Linked DNA regions of Homo sapiens: all the other regions are linked to region 3. A link is an interaction called in ENCODE POLR2A ChIA-PET data of the cell type or tissue named here. Cell type or tissue: CD4-positive, alpha-beta T cell. All regions are shown on one strand. Each heading gives the region's core, and the rest is flanking DNA. Links, peaks and the distances in the headings are about the cores only.

What was found. ChIA-PET counts read pairs that join two places held together with the same protein. Peaks named below come from ENCODE experiments on the same cell type or tissue, not always from the same donor. Only the 100,000 strongest peaks of a DNase experiment are listed, where the experiment ranks them.
Region 1: POLR2A ChIA-PET joins it to region 3 with 10 read pairs; 18 of 35 experiments call an interaction of 5 or more read pairs at or near these places.
Region 2: POLR2A ChIA-PET joins it to region 3 with 51 read pairs; 17 of 35 experiments call an interaction of 5 or more read pairs at or near these places.

What each region holds. Positions count from the first base shown.
Region 1 is chr5:134,125,011-134,131,061 of GRCh38, reverse strand. All of the region lies in intron 3 of TCF7 (transcription factor 7), which reads right to left. Among named protein-coding and RNA genes, the nearest start is that of TCF7, 13 kb to the right of the region's middle. RefSeq lists enhancers at 295-1,116, 1,117-1,939, 3,236-3,585. In CD4-positive, alpha-beta T cell, for the core only: no CTCF peak of the experiment used is centred there; DNase peaks (open chromatin) are centred at 2,931 and 3,501; H3K4me3 peaks cover 2,500 bases; H3K27ac peaks cover 2,428 bases.
Region 2 is chr5:134,112,249-134,118,299 of GRCh38, reverse strand. It overlaps TCF7 (transcription factor 7), which reads right to left and starts at 3,619. Exons shown (of 10, transcript NM_003202.5): 1 at 3,145-3,619; 2 at 2,913-2,979; 3 at 2,267-2,391. The coding sequence starts at 3,393. It also overlaps a transcript of VDAC1 not described here. RefSeq lists a silencer at 3,543-3,662 and an enhancer at 3,753-3,982. In CD4-positive, alpha-beta T cell, for the core only: no CTCF peak of the experiment used is centred there; DNase peaks (open chromatin) are centred at 2,739 and 3,659; H3K4me3 peaks cover 2,314 bases; H3K27ac peaks cover 1,631 bases.
Region 3 is chr5:134,037,080-134,043,130 of GRCh38, reverse strand. It overlaps a transcript of VDAC1 not described here. Among named protein-coding and RNA genes, the nearest start is that of VDAC1, 35 kb to the right of the region's middle. RefSeq lists enhancers at 631-760, 781-900. In CD4-positive, alpha-beta T cell, for the core only: CTCF peaks have their summits at 3,234 and 3,433 (motif pointing left); DNase peaks (open chromatin) are centred at 2,476 and 3,410.

The DNA of each region.
Region 1 (6,051 bases), core at 2,076-4,575, 88 kb before region 3:
GACTCACATAAATGAGACTTCCTCCTAGAAGTCTATGCTATCCTCCTCATCTGAGGAGGAAGGGGTCCCTTGCCATGCTCACATCCCCAACTCCTTCTGTAGCACCGATCCACTGTGCTATAGTTGACTGTTATCTGTCCTGCCCTTCCTGTGGTCTGGGATTTTGCCCTGAGTTATTTATATTGAATGTATTAGAGCTGGGCCCTTGAAGTTGAGTCCAGTGCAGGTGGGGTGGGAGGCGTGTGTAAGCCAGTGTTTAGGGAAAATGTGACTGCACTAAATAAGGCACCCTGGCTGGGGCTGGGCACAGGGTCACTGCAGCATACAGGTTAGGAAGGTGGGAGGAGCTGGGGCCACTACTTGGACTCAGGACATCCTACCTGGTACCTAAGACCCTTTGGCCTCCTCCTACCCCCGTCCTCTCCTGCCTGCAATACTTTGGGAGTCAGAATGACCAGTCAACATCAGGGCTGCCATTAATTCACATGGGGCATTTGTGCTAATTAGAAAAAGCACCCCTTCTTCTGGACAGACACCTGGGCCATGCCATGCCAGGGCAGTGGCTTGGGAAGCACAGTGCAGGCTGGTCTCAGCCCTTGGCCCAGCTCCCCTGGCACAGCCCCTCCGGTTCTCACTTTCCTTCTTTGCACTGCTAGGGCCCACCAGTCAGCCCCACAGCTCCCTAGGCGTCTGTGTCTAGAGCTAGGGCCCCACTGTCCAGCATCAATGGCGCTTTGTGCCGAGGAGTCTGCCCAGTTGCTGAGCAGGATGCCCCTCAAGCCCTCAGACTACAACAATCGACTTCCTGGGGGGCGGGACAGGGCTTGCCTGCAATATGGACCAGGCCTCGATTTGTGGGCTTTCGCAGACCCCATCTCTGCAGATATACTCCAGTAGGGCTGAGTGCGCCAGCCAGGCTGGAGGCGCCCCTGCTCATGCCCTTTTATCCCTAGCCCCCGCTCCAGGCACCACTGCCCAGGACACGGTGCTCTCCAAAGGACGGCCCGCAAGCTCCCTGCCCACAGCGTGCTGGATGCCCTGTGCCAGACGCCCACCACAAAGCACAGAAAAGCACAGAGTGTGGATGCGTGGCCACCTGAGCTGGAAGGGGTGGGGGATGGCAAGGCCACACCCTCCTGGACCAAGAGGCTTCAGTCTCACCTGCTGGCACAAGGCTGTTGCCACAGTTGCACAGAGCTCTGCTAGGTGCGTGTGGCCAGTCCACCCACCGCCTGGCCTTGACATCAGATAAAGGGGCCTGCCACAGCGGAGGTGGGGACTGGAGTCCCTGCATGCAGCCTTGGCAAACCACAGGCCTGCTCTAGGCCCAACCCGGCCCGAGGCACCCTCGGAACTCACTGAGCCCCACTTAGCCGAGTGGCGTGGCCCATGGCCTCCAGTGGTTTCTATGCATTCGTTTACTTGCGTTTTCCTTCCTCCACTTTGAGGTGAACGCCCCTCAGGACAGGATGTTTTTAGAGGAAAATATAAGCTTCCGGGAGCTGCTGCAACTGAGCTGCTAGTTGATGCTACCAACACAGCCTGGAGACTACACAGCAGCCCTGAGACTGGGCAACCCCCAGCCCAGGCAGTTATTCATGCAGCTCCCCATCAGTGCCCAGCCATCCAGGAGCCCACCGTGGACCGAGGCAAGGCACAACCTCATAGCTCCGCTGTCTTTGGCAGTAGGGAATGGAAAACAGGGATCTGGGGAGGGAGGTGTTTGAGGAGTTCTGAGGCTGTTTCCCTGGGGGCTTTGCAGAAAAGGCAGGAAAATACCAGGTGCAGATTTAGAGATGGCAGCCCCCACTAGTAACAGCCAACTGAGTGTCTCAGTCTGCAGAGCTCCACCCCTGCCGGAATCCCACCAGTCTTCCCAACCACTTTGTGCTGTGCATACAGACTTCGCAGACGAGGAAAGTGAAGCACAGAGAAGCTAAGAATCTTGCCCGAGGTCTCACAGCAAGCAGTGATGGATCTGGATTAGAATCTGGCCCTTTGGGGTTCTTGGCCACAGATCTTTACCATTCAGTGACAGGCCTCAACAGGCAGCACTTCTGCTGGCAGCAGCCTACCAAGAATTTTTCTTGAAACAAATTGGCTAGCAGTGTGGCTCTGAACCTCCCCCTGGCCCTAGGTGAGGGCACTCTGTCCTTGAAGGAGGTGATTTTGATTCTCAGTCATAAATGACCAAAAGAAAAGCAAGAGGTCATCCTTCCCACCGGGTCTGGCTGGTGCTCCCTGGCCCCATGTGTGAGGAGGGGTGGGACAGCCACCGGAGGCTGGGGTGCTCTCGCCACGGCTTGTCCAGCTCCAAGCCCGAGAGTGAGAGCTGAGAGCCCAGGCAAGGCCCAGAAAGGCAGGGGCTCAAGGGCAGAGGGAGAGAGCCTTGGAGATCACCTCCCCAGCCTTGGCCCTGCATTCTTGCCCCAATTTAATCTAGTAGCCTCTGAGAAGCAAAGACAAGACAGGGGTCTTGTCATGTGTTCTGTCCCGCAGCCTGCACCAGCCCTAGGAGGACAGTCCTGCCCTGAGGCCGCCACGGTCATGAAGCGCTCACTCCCCCAGCTATAGCCAGTCAAGACCCCTGGGGCTCTGTCTGGACTGTCTAGCCATTTATCCAAAGGGAAACAAGGCGTGGAAAGGAGCTCCTGGAGGCACCAGGCCCTGGGGTGCTGCTGCCCGAGCCCTCACACCCAGTGTGAGCAGAGGGAGGAGGCTGGGCAGTGCCAACTGCATGGGAGCCTCAGGAGAGCCCTTCATGAGGCGAGTGAGGGAGGGTCACACAAAACTGCCCCAGACAACTCTCAGAAACACACCTGGGTGTAGCATGACGCAAACAGGGCAGAGAGTGAAATACCAAACTGGGGTTGAGGAGTGGGAAGGGATGGGACGGGGGAGCCAGGCACCCAGCTGTGGCTGCAACACACGTGCGCGGCCAAAGACGCAACGGAGTGTAAGGGGAGGGACAGCGAACGCCGAGTCAGATGTCTGGGCTCAAATCCCTCCTCCAGTACCCACTAGGCGCAAGTCTCTCTATGCCTGGGGGTCTCCATTGTAAAACATCCAGGTCTCATGGGGTTGCTGTGAGGATTAGATGAACTAATATTTGTGGTTTTTTTCTTAATATTCCTTTTTTACTTAAGAACAAAATGAAACAAAAGGAGAAAAATCAAAAGCAAGTATGTCCCAAGACAAAGGCTTTTCAGGAACGCCAGCATTGTGCCAGGTTGGGGCCGCCAGCCCTTGATTTCCTCTGGACCACTGCCTGATTCCTGTCAGGCCAGATCACTGAGCTCCTGGCTGGCCCGCAATGACCAGAGAGGATGGGAGGCGGCGGGGCAGCGAGAGAAGAAGAAACTGCCCTCAACGTGCCCCAGTGGGGCTGGCAGCGGCTCTGGTTCCTAAGCGGCTTTCCCACGGGGGAATAAGGTGGGCGGGCGCACCCATACCCTGAGACTCCCTCAGCTGCCTCAGTCCAGCCATTTCCCATGACTCAGAGCCTAGGAAACCCCCTAGCCCAGCCCGGGATCACACAGAGGAGGGTGCCTGGCCCAGGAGTCCAACAGCAGGCACTGAGCTGCATCAGGACCAACACTAGAAAGAGGAAGTGATCCACCTGTAGACAGGTCTTAACTGTCCTTCCATCAGGCACCAAATCGGAATCAATCCTAATGTCATTTACGGATACTTTTCCATATAACATTCCTTCTAGAAGCCCTGGGCACCTGCCTTTCAAGTAAGAAAGACAGCCCTTTTGGCCCTGGGAGCCCTGAACTTGCCAGGTGTCTGGGGAGGAAAGGGGTCATCCCTGACCCAGGCCCAGAGCTATGAGGTGCCCCTGGAGAGGGAGTGAGAGGACTATGGCCTTTCTCTGGGGCCAGAGGAATCCAGCTGGGTCCAGCTTATGAACCTGACAGTGTGCTGGGGGTACCACCCAGCTTCTTGGCCCGCAGTGCCCCCATCTCCACACATTGTACAGCAAATGGGATAGAGCAGGGAGGAGCATGGGTTTCAGGGTAAAACAGACCAAAGTTCAAATCCTGACTCTGCCAGGTATCAGCGCATTCCTTATCCTCTCTGAGCCTCAGTTTCCCCATCTGCAAAAAGGGAGGCCACAATAATACCTACTTTCTTGGCTTGTACGATCTTTTTTTTTTTTTTTGAGATAGAGTCTAGCTCTGTCGCCCAGGCTGGAGTGCAGTGGTGCAATCTTGGCTCACTGTGACCTCCGCCTCCCAGGTTCATGCGATTCTCCTGCCTCAGCCTCCTGAGCAGCTGGGATTACAGGCGTGTGCCACCGCACCCGGCTAATTTTTGTATTTTTAGTAGAGACGGGGTTTCACCATGTTGGTCAGGCTGGTCTCAAACTCCTGACCTCGTGATCCGCCTGCCTTGGCCTCCCAAAGTGCTGGGATTACAGGCGTGAGGCACTGTGCCCTACCGACTTGTACAATCTTGATATGAGTAAAAGCCCCTGGCATAGGCCTGGCACTTGGGAAGTGCTTGACACATGAACTACTGTAGTTGTTGTTATTCTTTCAACAACTGCTTACTGAGCACCTACTGTGTGCCAGGCCCTAGGGTGGGCACTGAGAACCCAGTGGTGAAATGAACAGATGTGGCCTGGGCCCCACAGATCCTCTCCGGCCCTTTCTGGTCCCAACTCCATCCCTAACACCACCCCCTGCAACATGGCCATCGACCCTGTGGCCTTGGCTCTCCCAGGTTCATCTGTCCCCACACCCCCGCCCATGGGGATGCCCACTGCCTCAAAGGCTGCCAGCGAGCTCTGGGGTGGCTGCTGCAGCCAGGCACGCACTCGGTGGCCAGCCCGCCTGGACCTTGGCTGTACCCAGCCAGCAGAGACCTCACTGCTGCCACTGCCGCAAGGCTCTCCACAGGCTGCCTCTCAGCATCTCAGAGGGCCCACCCACCTCTGCCTGCCTGGCCACCACGCCAGCCACAGAGCCATCTGATTTGAATGAAACTTCAAACTTAATGACTTTCATGCTGGTTATTTAAAACACAATGTAATTTTCTAAAACACCCTATTATTTCTTTTGATAGCTACAAAGCTTCCCCCAGTCCCATAAGCATGTTTATTTTTAGGGAAAAGAGTGGTTTGCAGTTGGTCATAGAGACCATAAGGAGAGGGAACCCACACAGCAGGGCAAAGAGTCAACCCTAGCAGCTCAGAGGCCTGTGCTGCCCTGCCTCCTGCTTAGCGGGTTTTCCACCGGACACCGGGGTCTCCCGGGCAGGCCCTGCCCTACTCTCACAAACATGTTGGCAGTGACTCTCGTCCAGCATTGGACAGTGGCCAAGTAAACACCAGACTAGCACCCTCCCAGTGCTCCCCCTCCTTGGGGCCACTGTGTCCTCTTCTGTAAGATGGTTCCACTAGCTTTCCAATAAGGTTCCTACCAGCATTCCAGGCATGACAAGCCTGGGGAAGGGTCCTGAGACCACCACCTCACCCTCAGCAGCCTCCTCCTGGCTCTCCCAGACATTCTGCCTTGGGTACAGCCACAGGGCCTGAAGCTTTCACCAGCTGAGTGAGACCTGTGCCCAGATAAATTGGCTCCAGGCAGTGGCTGCCCACACTGGGAGGGTGAGTGGGTGGGGCCCTGCCAGTCGGGGCTCCCTGGCAAGGGAGGTGGCCTGGTGGTGGGTGGGTGTGCGTGCAGAGGTCAGCTGAGCCCCACCAATGCGGGGCGTCCTCTGGGAGCAGCTATTTTTAAGTCCCAGGCTTTCATGTGGCCAAATGATGTGGAGTTTACAAAGCATCAGTAATGCGTTTCAGATGGCGGCCCAGCAGGCCAGGAGGCTGGGCCCGCTGCCACCAGAGCCAGGTCAGAGTTAGTCAGAATCCCTCGGCCTAGACTCCCATCACCTGTCCCTCCCTCCCCATGACCCCTTCTTGCCTGGTGGGGAGGCTGGCTCTGGAGCAATGCTTGCAAGGAGCTGCCCAGCAAACCCCGGCTGAGGCCCACCCAGCACACAGGCCTCTCCATGGCCAGGGATTCCTACCCCATTTAAGAAACTGAG
Region 2 (6,051 bases), core at 1,277-3,776, 76 kb before region 3:
TTTAAAGATGGGCTTGGGAAAGTGACCAGCTTTGGAAAAATCTTCCAAAGGCAGTTTTTCCTCAGGGCCCTTGCAAGGGGCTCCTGACCCAAGAAAAGAAGATCATTCCTGGTTCCAGACACATGAACCTTGAATCCAATAATAAATATGCTTCTAAAATGTGGGGGTGGATTCACTTTGCTTGGTAAAACCCAACCACATTTTCAATGCCCACACGTCTTCAGGTAATGCAAGCAAATGCTCTGACTTGCTATGTGTTTATAACTGGCAGGTTTGCTTAAAAGAGGTTCTCCTACATTCACATACAGCTTCCTCACTGAGTGTCACTCCAACTTACACCTCTGCCTCTGTCCTTTTCTGCAGCCCCACAGAGCAGCTGAGGCCAGGGCACAGAGAGCCAGTGTCACAGCCCGTCCTTTTCCTCCTCCTGTGTGGCCAGAAGCCAGACAGTGGAGACTGTGGCTGCGCGGGGAGGAGGGCAAGGGGATTTGTACCTATAGGAGCAGGTGCGATACATAGAAATGTATCTGCTGTAGCTTGAGAAAGACTGAAAGGTGAAAAATAAATGACCCAGGCCAGTGGTGGTGTGCCTCCTCCACTGTCCTGTTAGAGCCTACTCTTGACCCATGTGGCCCAAAGGACACCAAATGGTCCCATCACCCATACCCTGACAGCAGAACGAAGCCCTCCCTGCTCCAGATACTCTCCCAGCACTTGCCCACACCATGAGATGACCTCCGAAAGGAAGCCTTTTCCCTGTGCTGCTGTGGAGCCCCGGGAGGCTGGAGTAGAGCCTTGGGCCTAGGCCTTTTGTCTAATCATGGTTCCACGGTGACCCCAGCCCCTATGCAAGTGGCACACCTGTTGGAAGTTTGGCACTGGTGGGTTATGTCAACCTAGTCCCAAATCTAAGGGTTTATTTACATCTTGTAGGGATCCAAAACGCATCTTTGTTAAGCATGGGCTCACACAGGGTGAGTTCTCTGGATGTAGTCACTACATCAGCGGGGGAATGCTGGGGGGCACACCCCCCATCTCACAGACTTGGAAGGAAGTGAACCACCTCATATACCAAGCCACCCCAGAGCAGAAAGTCGGATACAGAGACTACTCGAAAAACATACTCATTTTACAGATAAGGGCCCAAAGGGCAAGGAGCTCATTTCTAGAGCTAGCCATAGAATAGGCTTTCCAGCCTAGGCTTCTGGAAAGAAGCCTATATGTCTTCTCATTCCCACTGGCTTGGCATGCAGCAGCTCTCAGAACCACCCTCTTCACTCCTGGTCTGAAATAGCCTAGCACTTAACTCTCCTCCCTCTGGTGACCCCACTGTAGCCATGCGAGCCTCCAGCCTGCCAGCCCCACCTGCACTGGGCTTACATTCACACCCAACACTCACTTACCACAGTCCTCCAAACCTTCCACGTACCTTCACCCCAACTTGGACCAACTGAGGAGAGTGTGAAACACGAATAGGAATTTCTTTAAAAGCGCAGCTGTACTGCTCCAAAACACTCAGAATAGGCTCTTCACACTTTAGGTCATCTGTACCAATGGGCATGGTTTGTAAAGATCATGAAATCTTTTCAAAGCACTGGGACTTAAAAATATTTAATTCACGAATTAATTAAACTGGTCCCTTCTCAACATCACTGATTTGTAGCACCTTTGCCAACCCTTCCTGGTATGTCTGAGACCAAGCCAGTTTCCTAAGAACCCACTTTCCACACATGGTGTTCAGGGTCCTTCTTTGGCAACGGTACACTCACGCCCGTCAGGACACAGCCGACCGAACACAGCACGTTTCTCCTGCACAACCAGGGGACCTGAACAGATCAGCTTTCCTGCCCATTCCTCCAAGCGCCAAGGAGGCTCAGGGTTTCCTGGGCTAGTTAGAAAGTTAATTGCAAAGCTCTGAGCTCAGATCAGAGCAGCGAGGAGCAAGGGTGGTCTCGGCTCAAAAGTTCTCTAAGAAGACCCCACCCTGGCATCACCCAGCACCAGGACAGAGCCTGCACCTGCTTATGAGCAAGCTGGGAAGACAAAAGCCAAGAGGCAGAGGGCAGGGGGGTGCCCCAGGGCGGCCCCTCCTTCCTTCAGCAAAGTTCTCCTTTTGGTTCAGATCCCACCGGGTGTGTATGGGAGAAAAGACCAGCACAGGAGTCTCGTCTATTTTGTTCCAGGCAGAAGTCTCTTGCCGGTGCCTCACCTACCTGGTCAAGGAGGCTGCAAGCACAGGGCGGCACTGGCTGCGGGGTCCACTTACCAGCGGGGGCTGCGGCTGGGGGTGCTGCCCTGCTCCCGAGGGGGGTGGGTAATGCATGAGCAGATTGAAGGCGGAGTAGACGGTCTCTTTGTACATGCCGCTGGTGCACTCCGGGGCCTTCAGGCCTGGAAAAACCACAGCTGGGTCAGACACACCAGCCCTGGCAGCGGCTGGGACTGAAGGCTGTCTGCTCTTGAGAGAAAAAGAATTGCCAAGGGGTCCCCTGCAAGTTCCTGACTTGGGAAGGAACGGGCTGGGAGTATCGGCAGTGCCAAGTTTTAGGGGAAGGACCTGGAGGGCAGGCCTCCCCGAGGTGGCCCCTACTTGACCTCCCACCCCCCGCCCTCCAACCAAGAAACCTTGGCCAATTCTGTCTCCTGAAGGCGGCGGATTAGTCAGTCACCTGGGCAGGAGGGGAGGCGGGGATGGCGGGGGTCTGTTTACTCCTATAAAGGTCAGGGCACCGGAAGTGACTCGACCCGGCGGCGCCCGGGAAGCCCGCCCCCCACTCTCCACCCCTGGGTTCTGCCGCCTCCTGAGCTGCGGTGGGGGAGGCACCCGGCTCCCCGCGGTCCTTGGCGTCCCCGTCCCACCGAGGCCAGGGCCTGAGCGCGACGAAGGGAAGCCGGGCCGGGCAGAAACTCACCGTCCTCCAGGGGCTCTGGAAGTTTGTCCGGGAAGAGTCTCTGCGCAGCGTGTTCCCGCCCGAGAGCCTGGAGGGAGAACCGGAGGGGAGTGAGGGGCGGTGGGACCGCGGGGGTCGGGGCCGACGCCGGGGCAGGGACGCTCTGCGCGCTGGAGACCCCGAGGGCCGCGCGCAACTGGGGCGGCGCGGCGCGGCGACCGCGGGGGAGGAGCCGGCGCCGGCGGGGGCTCACCTCGGCCTCGCCGCGGGCCCCGGCGCCGGCCCCCGGGACCCCCGGGATCCCTGCGCCGCCGGCCGCGCCCTCGGACTCGTTCACGAGCGACGACTTGAGCTCGGCCAGGTCGCGCTCGGGACCGGCGGCGCTGTCGCGGCTCTTGTCGTCCTGCTCCTCGCCTTCATCCTGGAAGGCCAGCAGCTCGTCCGGCGCGCCGAGGTCGTCGCCGCCGCCCGCGCCGCCCCCGCCGGAGTCCAGCTGCGGCATGGTGCGCTCCGCCCGCCGGGGCGCGGGGCGCTGGGCGCCGGGAGTGCGGGGCGCGGAGCCGGCCCGGGGGGCGGCGAGCCCGGAGTCCGAACCTCCGAGCTCGGATCGCGGCGGGCGGAGCGCGGGCTGACTCCGCCTGGGCGGGCTGCAGGCGCGGGCTAGGGCGCGGGGCAGAGCGGCTCCGCGAGCTGGCGGGTCGGAACATCAAAGGCGCCGCCGGCCGAGTGCCGGGGGCGGGGCGGGCACTGGGGGCGGGCCGGGCCGGGGGCGGGACACAGGTCCGCCCCGCCTCTCCTCTCCCGGGAGAGGCCGGGACGCGCCCACTCGGCATAGCCTTAAAGGGCTCGCTCTTCCGGAGCGCACCCTGAGAGAGACGTCGGACAAGCCTGGGAATGATCACCCTTCTCCCGAAACGCAGAGACTCTAACGGGAACTCCTGACCCCGCTTACTCACCTACAACCAGATATTCCCCCTGCTTTCTGCGCCCAGGTTTCTCCTCCGGCTGTGGAGGGCGGGGGTCCCCTAGGCCCTTGGGACTTGGGCGTGGCTTACCATCGCAGCCGTGGTGTGAACTGTATCGTGCCCAGGCTCCAATGCGCCCTGTGCTTTGAACTGGGGGCTTCCTAGGGCTTGAGGCTGCTTGAGGCTGTGCTCGTACCCCAGGGAACCGGCAGCGTTGGAACTCCGCGGCGCTGTTGCGGCTCTTGCCCCATCCTCCATCCCTGTGCCAATCAGGGACTTCCTTCTAGGCCGCCTGCATACAGTGCGAACATAAGTATACCCCCCTTCGCACATTTATTGAGCTCCTGTTGCGTGCAGAGCTTATACATCACACATCTGTGACGGGCCCCTCAGTCAGGCGACGGCTCCGAGCCGCGAACACAGCCAAGAGCACCGGACCTCAGCCGATCCTCCAAGTCCCAGCCCCTATGACTCTCCCAACTCGGTTCCGTGACTAGAACCTGCAGCCCGGAGACTCGGAACTTTGGGCAGCCACGTGGGCGCGGGATTCCGACATGGGTCGCTCGTCCACAGCAACTCAACCCTAGAAGTCGCATTTAGGGAGCCCATGACTCTGAAGTTGACCCTGGCCTGACTAACCCTCTAACCCTCGCTCGATCCAGGCTGAAACATCTAGATTTGCGGAGCGCGGGAAAGTGCCTGGATTCCAGCGCATCTGTATGGCACCCGGGTCTGCGTCCACGCGGGCCTCCACGGCGCGCTTGGCCTGGCTCAGCCCCTGCATCTACAAAAGACGCCGGTCCTTTGGATCGCGATGCAGTCAACAGCAGCTCCCCTAGCAGGTTTCTGTGCTGGGTTCACTGTAGACGCTCACGCCTCTTCTGAGAGCAGTTGGGATAGAGGGTATTTGGGGGAGGGCCGGGTATTGGACGCCTCTCCCTCTGAGGGCCCCACAGGACCCCTGGCAGCGGTGCAAAGCCGGGCCGGAAGACAGCCGTGCCTCCCTCCGGGTCCAGGCCCAGCGTGGCTGGCTGTGGATCAAAGAGCTAGGCCATGCTTCCCTGTGTTCAGATCCTATCTGTGCCCGCCCAGCCGGGTGTCTCGGACACCAGCCCCCACACCCCCCTCCCCCGCCACCTCCGGGCTAGGGTGCCCACTTTTCCTCCTTTCCCCAGGCTGGGGCTGGGGGGTGGCATGGGCACGAGTGCTCAGCTTGGTGATGGAGATGAGGGGGACCCTGCCCATTAGGTCTCCCCAGCCTCTTCCCAGGGTGGGCTTGCCGCTTAGTCTCGCCTCATCTGCTCCGGATTGGCGGGGAAGGGGGGGCTCGGCCCTGCCCGGAGGGGAGAGGTACAGGGACGGGAGTTCAGAGCCTCCGCCACCTCAACTCCTGAGGTTATAGGTAGGGTCTGGCATAGGGTGAGCCTCCTCTGGGACAGCTGAAAGGGAATCCGGATCTGCCCAACCCAATGGCTTTAGGGGTCCTCATGTGTTTGTAGGGAACCCTGGTTCAGCAGGAACGTCCTCCAGAATAGCTGTCCCCAGACCCATGAGTTCCACCGACACAGATCAGTGGAGGCTGAAGTGTTCTCCAGTCCTTGGAGAAAGGAGAAAAGTCACAACAACAGTGAGGTTCTTTTTGTTTTGTTTTGTTTTCTCAATAAGGTTAAAACTTTCCAGCTTCGTATTAGCCTTTAATCAAGGATTATGCCCTTACTGCTTTATTGGTGTGAAAACATCCTTTCTTTACTAAAATGGTGGTGGGACAAGTGTTTTTTTTCATGTCTTTATTTGGTGAAAGAACATAAGGAACATTTTTTTCCCCATCTGTTAACTCCCCCACCCTCAAGTTTCTTTGGACATTTTATAGTCTGGGAACAACTGTCCTATGGGGTCATAGCTCCAACTCCCCACCCTGCTGGCTGGAACCAGAGGAGAGGGTGGGTGAGTAGGGAGAGTGGGACTGTGAGGAGGCGTGAGGGAGAGAAGGGCTGAGTCACAGGCATCCACAGCCACACTGAAATCAGTCTGAAGGCTTGCTAAGGGATCATCTACTGTGTACCTAGCCCTGGCTTGGGCTGTGGAGAGGGAAGGGCTAGAGGTGTCTGCCTTCCAGGAGCCATTGGCTGCTTTGAGAAGCTGAAGAGTTATTAGAGCCGATTTAGGTGCTAGAGTAGTCTATACAGGTAATGGAC
Region 3 (6,051 bases), core at 1,986-4,485:
TTCTCCTGCCACCCCTGCCCCAGGATCATAGTGTTCACTGAGGCTCTTGGCAGGATCCAGTGACATCAGTTGGACCTCCCTGGATCTGCCCCTGCTGCTCCCATTCTTTCATCCAAGCTCAGGAAAAGAAAGGCCCAGGCAGGGTTTCCACCAGCCTGTCTCCCACGACCCACATACTCAGTGCCAATGGGGAACCCCAGAAGTCTAGAGCACTCTGGTTTCTGTCCCACTATGTGCTTTCCTCTGGAGGTGGGGGACCTGGGGGAGCCCAGTTTCATTAAGAAGCAGAAGTTCAACAGGCAGGTAAGATGGTGCCTGGCCGAACTCCCATTAAAAGACCCAAAGCCAGGCATGGTGGCTCACGCCTGTAATCCCCAGCACTTTGGGAGGCTGAAGCAGGCGGGTCACTTGAGGCCAGGAGTTCAAGTTGGCCAAAATGGTGAAACCCCATCTCTACGAAAATAGAAAAAGTAGCCAGGCACAGTAGTGCATGCCTGTAGTTCCAGCTACTCTGGAGGCCGAGGCAGGAGAATCGCTTGAACCTGGGAGGCGGAGGTTGCAGTGAGCTGAGATTGCACCACTGCACTCTGGAGAGGCTAAGAGACAGAGCAAGACTCTGTCTAAGAAAAAAAAAAGAAAAACAAAACCAAAAAATGCCCAGTACTGAATGGGCCTTTGTGGTCTCACCTACTGGCTAGAAGTTACCACGGGGCAGGTCACCTAGCCTGGGCACCCAGCATGGGCCTGTGGGCAAGGGATGGCAAGACAGGATGGGTGGGGGCCGTGAGGTCCAGGGTGTCCCCACACTCCTCCATGGTGAGGAAGGAGGTCCAGACCAGTGACTGGAAAGCTTGTCGCTATCAGGGCCTGGTCCCCCCCAAGCCCACAGTGCCCAGGATGAGTGAGCGTGGCCATGACCCTGAGCCCACCATGGCAGCTGTTGACCCCAGGCCATCAGTGCCTGGTCAGTAGACAGCCCTGCTTCCGACCTTCCCACGCTGCCCCTTGACTCATTCTGAGAGCATTGCCACAAGGGGTTCTGGCCTCCAAGTTCACCTTTGGTTTGGTTTCTGCTCGGGCAGCTCAGAGCAGTTTTGTTTTCAAGTGCAAACCCACAGAGCTGCTTTCCCCTTTCTCTGATCCCCCAAAACAAACAAAGGATGTTGGTCTGCATTTTGATTTGTTTTGAAGCTGCAGAGGAGAGTGAGGGAAATGGGTCACCTCAGGAGCTTCGAGGGTGGCCAGGCCAGCCAGGGAGTGTGGGGTGGTGGCCAGGATGGCGCCTTACTCTGGAGGACTGACTGGCCAGCCCACCCTGGGTGGGCCCTGCTCCCAGGGAGCCACTCACCAACAGGGATGCCTGGAGCTGGGGGCTCCTCATGGGGCCATGCAAAGCGCCCTGTGTGGAAGGCAGGAGGCCCAAGTCCCAGGCATGGCTCCAAGGCCCCTTGCTGTGTGATGTTAGGCAAGGCCTGCGTTTCTCTGAGTTTGAGTCTGGTGAAATGAGGCCCACCAGCTCGGTCCCACCATCTTTCCCATCCCCACTGGAGTGGGGAGGGGGCATTACAGAGTCCCATGCCACTCACAGCGCTGATGTCCAGGGCTCCCTGAGCAGCTGGTCCTGGGACCATTGGATAAGCACCTTATATTCTGCTAGGACGTTGGCCATCAGGGCTGGCCTTCTCTAGCCCCAGACCCATTCCTTCGCCTTCCCACTGGTCAGCAGAGGCCCCTACACTGCTTGGTTTACATGATCCATGGATGTGCCCCTCCTGGGCCTGTGGCCCCTCCCAGAGTGGGTGTAGGTACCTGAAGCAGTAAAGATTAGGTCAAGGAATTTTCAGCAGCAACCTCTTTTCTGACATCCCCCAAAGAAAGAAGTCCCCTGAGCAAGGTGAGCTCTGTCATTCCCAGAGCCTGCAGGTGACCAAAGATGTTCGGAAGGAGCCTGCGGGTCAGCCAAGTCTTTGAAGCATCAAGAGAAGGAGCTGGTAATGTTTTCCCTTGAGTAGGATCAGTAGCAGGGGTTTGAGCAAAGTGAGTGCATTTATTCCAGAACAACTGAACTGGATCCCAAGGACAATATTTTAAATTTCTTCATTAAAGTCCATCTGTTCCGACAGTTCTTCATCTTTTGCATTATTAATCCTTTTAGTGAAAGCTACAGATTCTCTTCTTGGGGGAAAAACACACACACAAAATTTTGAACCACATTTAAAAAGGTTTGCAGCCCTCCATGTGTAATTCCTGGGAAGTTAAAGTAATTCAGGGAGAACTGACTTCCTAGAGTGACCCCTTTCCCAACTGGGGAGGAGACACTATTGGATAGCCTGGGTTGTTCTTCAAAGGATGTTTTGGAGAGACACAGAATCAACTGCTCTTTTTATTTTTTAATTTTATATTTGAGACAGAATCTCGCTCTGTCGCCCAGGCTGGAGTGCAGCAGTACGATATTGGCTCACCGCAACCTCCACCTCCTTGATTCAAGCGATTCTCCTGCCTCAGCCTGCCTCCACAGGCACGTGGCACCATGCCCAGCTAATTTTTTTTTTTTTTGAGACGGAGTCTCACTCTGTCACCCAGGCTGGAGTGCAATGGCGTGGTCTCGGCTCACTGCAACCTCTGCCTCCCGGGTTCAAGCGATTCTCCCACCTCAGCCTCCCGAGTAGCTGGGACTACAGGCACGTGCCACCACACCCAGTTAATTTTTGTATTTTTAGTAGAGATGGGATTTCACTATGTTGGCCAGGCTGGTTTCGAACTCCTGACCTCGTGATCCGCCCACCTCGGCTTCCCAAAGTGCTGGGATTACAGGCATGAGCCACTGCTCCTGGCCTATGCCCAGCTAATTTTTATATTTTTAGTGGAGACCGGGTTTCGCCATGTTGGCCAGGCTGGTCTCCAGCTCTCGACCTCAAGTGATCCACCCGTCTTGGCCTCCCAAAGTGTTGGGGTTAGAGGTGTGAGCCACCGTGCCAGCCAATTGCTCCTTTTAGAATGGGAGTGCTAACCTCAGGGGTCTCTCTCTCGGGTGCCAAAAGAGGAGATGCCTTTTGTGTGGACCCATGGAACTGAAGCCTCCGTCCTTGTCCCTGGAAGGGCCCAATTTTGGGGTTCCAGGAGCTCCTGCGCCTAAGGGGGTGCTGTCACCCTGTGGTTTTTCTTAGTTGACAGCTCATAGGTGCTTGGGAATGTGCTGTGTCTGCGTTCCAGACTGCAGGAGCAGTCTGGAAACTTGGCTGTGGGCAGACATGCCACCCTCCTAAGGTGAAAGAAACCTGAGTGGCCAGAGCCTAGTGTTTGCTCCCCTAATTTGAGAACAGGGAACTGTGCCTCCTCCTGGAGACTGCAGGGTTTGGGAGCCGGGAGATGGCCCATCTCGCTTCTTTGGTCAGCTTCTGGCGCCACCTCGTGGCTAATTCTCTAATAGCAGCCAGGTCTCATTCTGGCACAGAGGGTTCTCAGTAGAACCACCAGAGGGAGCTTTAAAATTACGCACGTCTGCCGGGCGCGGTGGCTCACGCCTGTAATCCCAGCACTTTGGGAGGCCAAGGCGGGCGGATCACGAGGTCAGCAGATCGAGACCATCCTGGCTAACACGGTGAAACCCCCGTCTCTACTAAAAATACAAAAAATTAGCCGGGCGTGGTGGCAGGAGCCTGTAGTCCCAGCTACTCAGAAGGCTGAGGCGGGAGAATGGCCAGAACCCAGGAGGCAGAGCTTACAGTGAGCCGAGATTGCGCCACTGCACTCCAGCCTGGGCGACAGAGGGAGACTCCGTCTCAAAAAAAATAAAAAAAATAAAAAACCACGCATGTCGGGGGCCATTCCAGACCAGTGAAACAATCATCTGTTTCGTTGGGGCCTAGCATCAGTATTTATTAGGGCTCTCCAGATGACATCAATGTGAAGCCAGGGTTGCGAATCACTGTAACAGCAATAGGTTGGTTCCTTGGTCTTGGCCCACAGGCAAGGGAGGACGATTGAGGTGGGGAGGAGAAATTACAAGGGCTTTCTGGAGAATTGGTTTCACTTTGCTTGCATGGACCTACTTGGTGCTCTGGAAAGCATGGAGGTCAGCGAGTAATGAATGCCACAATACAGAATGTTGTAAATAAGGCGCCTATTGCAAATAAAGTGTCTATTACTGGGCCTTTACATTAGCATCTGTGGGCATTTCCATGGGCCCTCTATGGGCCCATTTTGTGTCTATCTCAATGATAGACACAAAATGGGTTCATTTTGTGTCTATCTCAATGATAACATTTAAAAGTCAACATATAAACACACCTTGGCTTACCTGGAAGGCTGTTAACTGACTTTCTCTCCTGGTTTTGGTGTCCAAAATAACTTTGGAATTTACTATCCTATTGCTGCAAAGCAGAACTACTTTAATTGTCACGGGGTAATTAGCAAAGGGTAAAAGGATTCACTTGGTGAGGAATGTATTTGAGCCAGGCAAAGACAAAAGACTTGGCAGAATTGAGTTATCTTTTCAAAATATTTTCATGTTCACAAAACAATGCTGTAGCTGTTTTGAACTCACAAGTACCTGCCCCATGCTGTCCCATACATATTACACTGAATGATATTTGTGGGGGGTGGGATTGAGGGAGGGGGTCGTGGATAGGAAATAAAGTCCCAACTCCTGGCCAGAGCCGGCAAAACCCTGTATGCTCTGCCTCTGCCTTCCTTTCAATCCCCGCTCTTACCCTCCATGCTTACTGGCTTCCCTCCAGCCACACTGGGCTTTTTGCTGCCTCTCAAACATGCCACCTTGTTCTCATCCCAGGGGCCTCTGAACCTGCTGTTTGCTTTGCCTGGGGCACTCTTTCCCCAGATATTTATGTGGTTTGCTTTCTGAGTTCTTTCAGGCCTTAGCTGTAATGTCAGAGGCCTTTCCTAATCACCCTCATTAAATTAGGACCCCTGCCTAATTCTTCTCCCCATTTTGTATTCTCCATTGTACTTTTCACTGCTTGAATTGTATTGTTTATGTGCTTGTTTCCTTGTTTATTGCTTGGGAACCCACATGTGTTGTAACTCCTTGAGGGTAGAGGCCATATCTAGCATTTACCATAATTTCCCCAGTCTTTGGCACATTGACATTATTTAATAAGCATTCTTTTACAAATTCTTGTATTTTGGAATAATTTTAGTTGCAATGATATTACAGAGTTATGGTATATTTTCACTCTGATTGCCTTAATGTCAATATCATATATAACTGTAGTACAATGATCTATAAAAGGAGTTAACATTGATACAATACGATTCACTAATCTACAGGTTTTTTGTTGTTTTTGGGGGCTTTTTTTGCAGTGAGAGAAAGAGGCATTTATTGCAGGACATCATCAGGCAAGGAGGATGGGGAGCTCACGCTTAAGACCCAACCTCCCTGATGGCTTACAAGCAAGGGTTTTTAAAGGCAGGGGTACATTTCAGGAAAGGAGAAGTCACAGGCCAATGTGTAAACAAACATATGGAAGCTATACATTGGTTTAGCCCAAAAAGGTGGGATATCTTGAAGCAGGGGCTTACAGGTCATAGGTAGATTCAGAGATTCTTTGATTTGCAGTTGGTTGAGGAAGGAAGACTTTGTCTAAAAAACTTGGGGTCAGCAGAAAAGAATGTTAAGATTTGGCCTTAATATAGGCTAGTTAAGATCAGGAAACCCATTAATCATCAGGGGTGCTATGCCAGTCAGGTCACCAGAGCAAGCCCTAATGCACTAGGTCAGAGTGACCAGTTTAGCAAATTGATGGCCTGCAGGTGTCACTTTCTCCAAGCACCTCGGGAAGAAATTTAGAACACAGGGCAGTGATCAGAGTTCAGTCCTCAGTTCCCTCTTATCTGAGGTCCACATGACAGCAATGGGCATTTTCCATCTGGTGGGCATCCAGGTTTCTGAAAAACAAATCTATTAGGATTGTTGCTTTATTGGGCCTCGTTTCTTCCATCTGACTTTCACTTCTTGTCCTGCAGTGTCCACCCTGGTCTCTGGATGGTTGCCTGTTTGTGCTGTGGTTGTTCCTCTGTTCTCCTGCACTT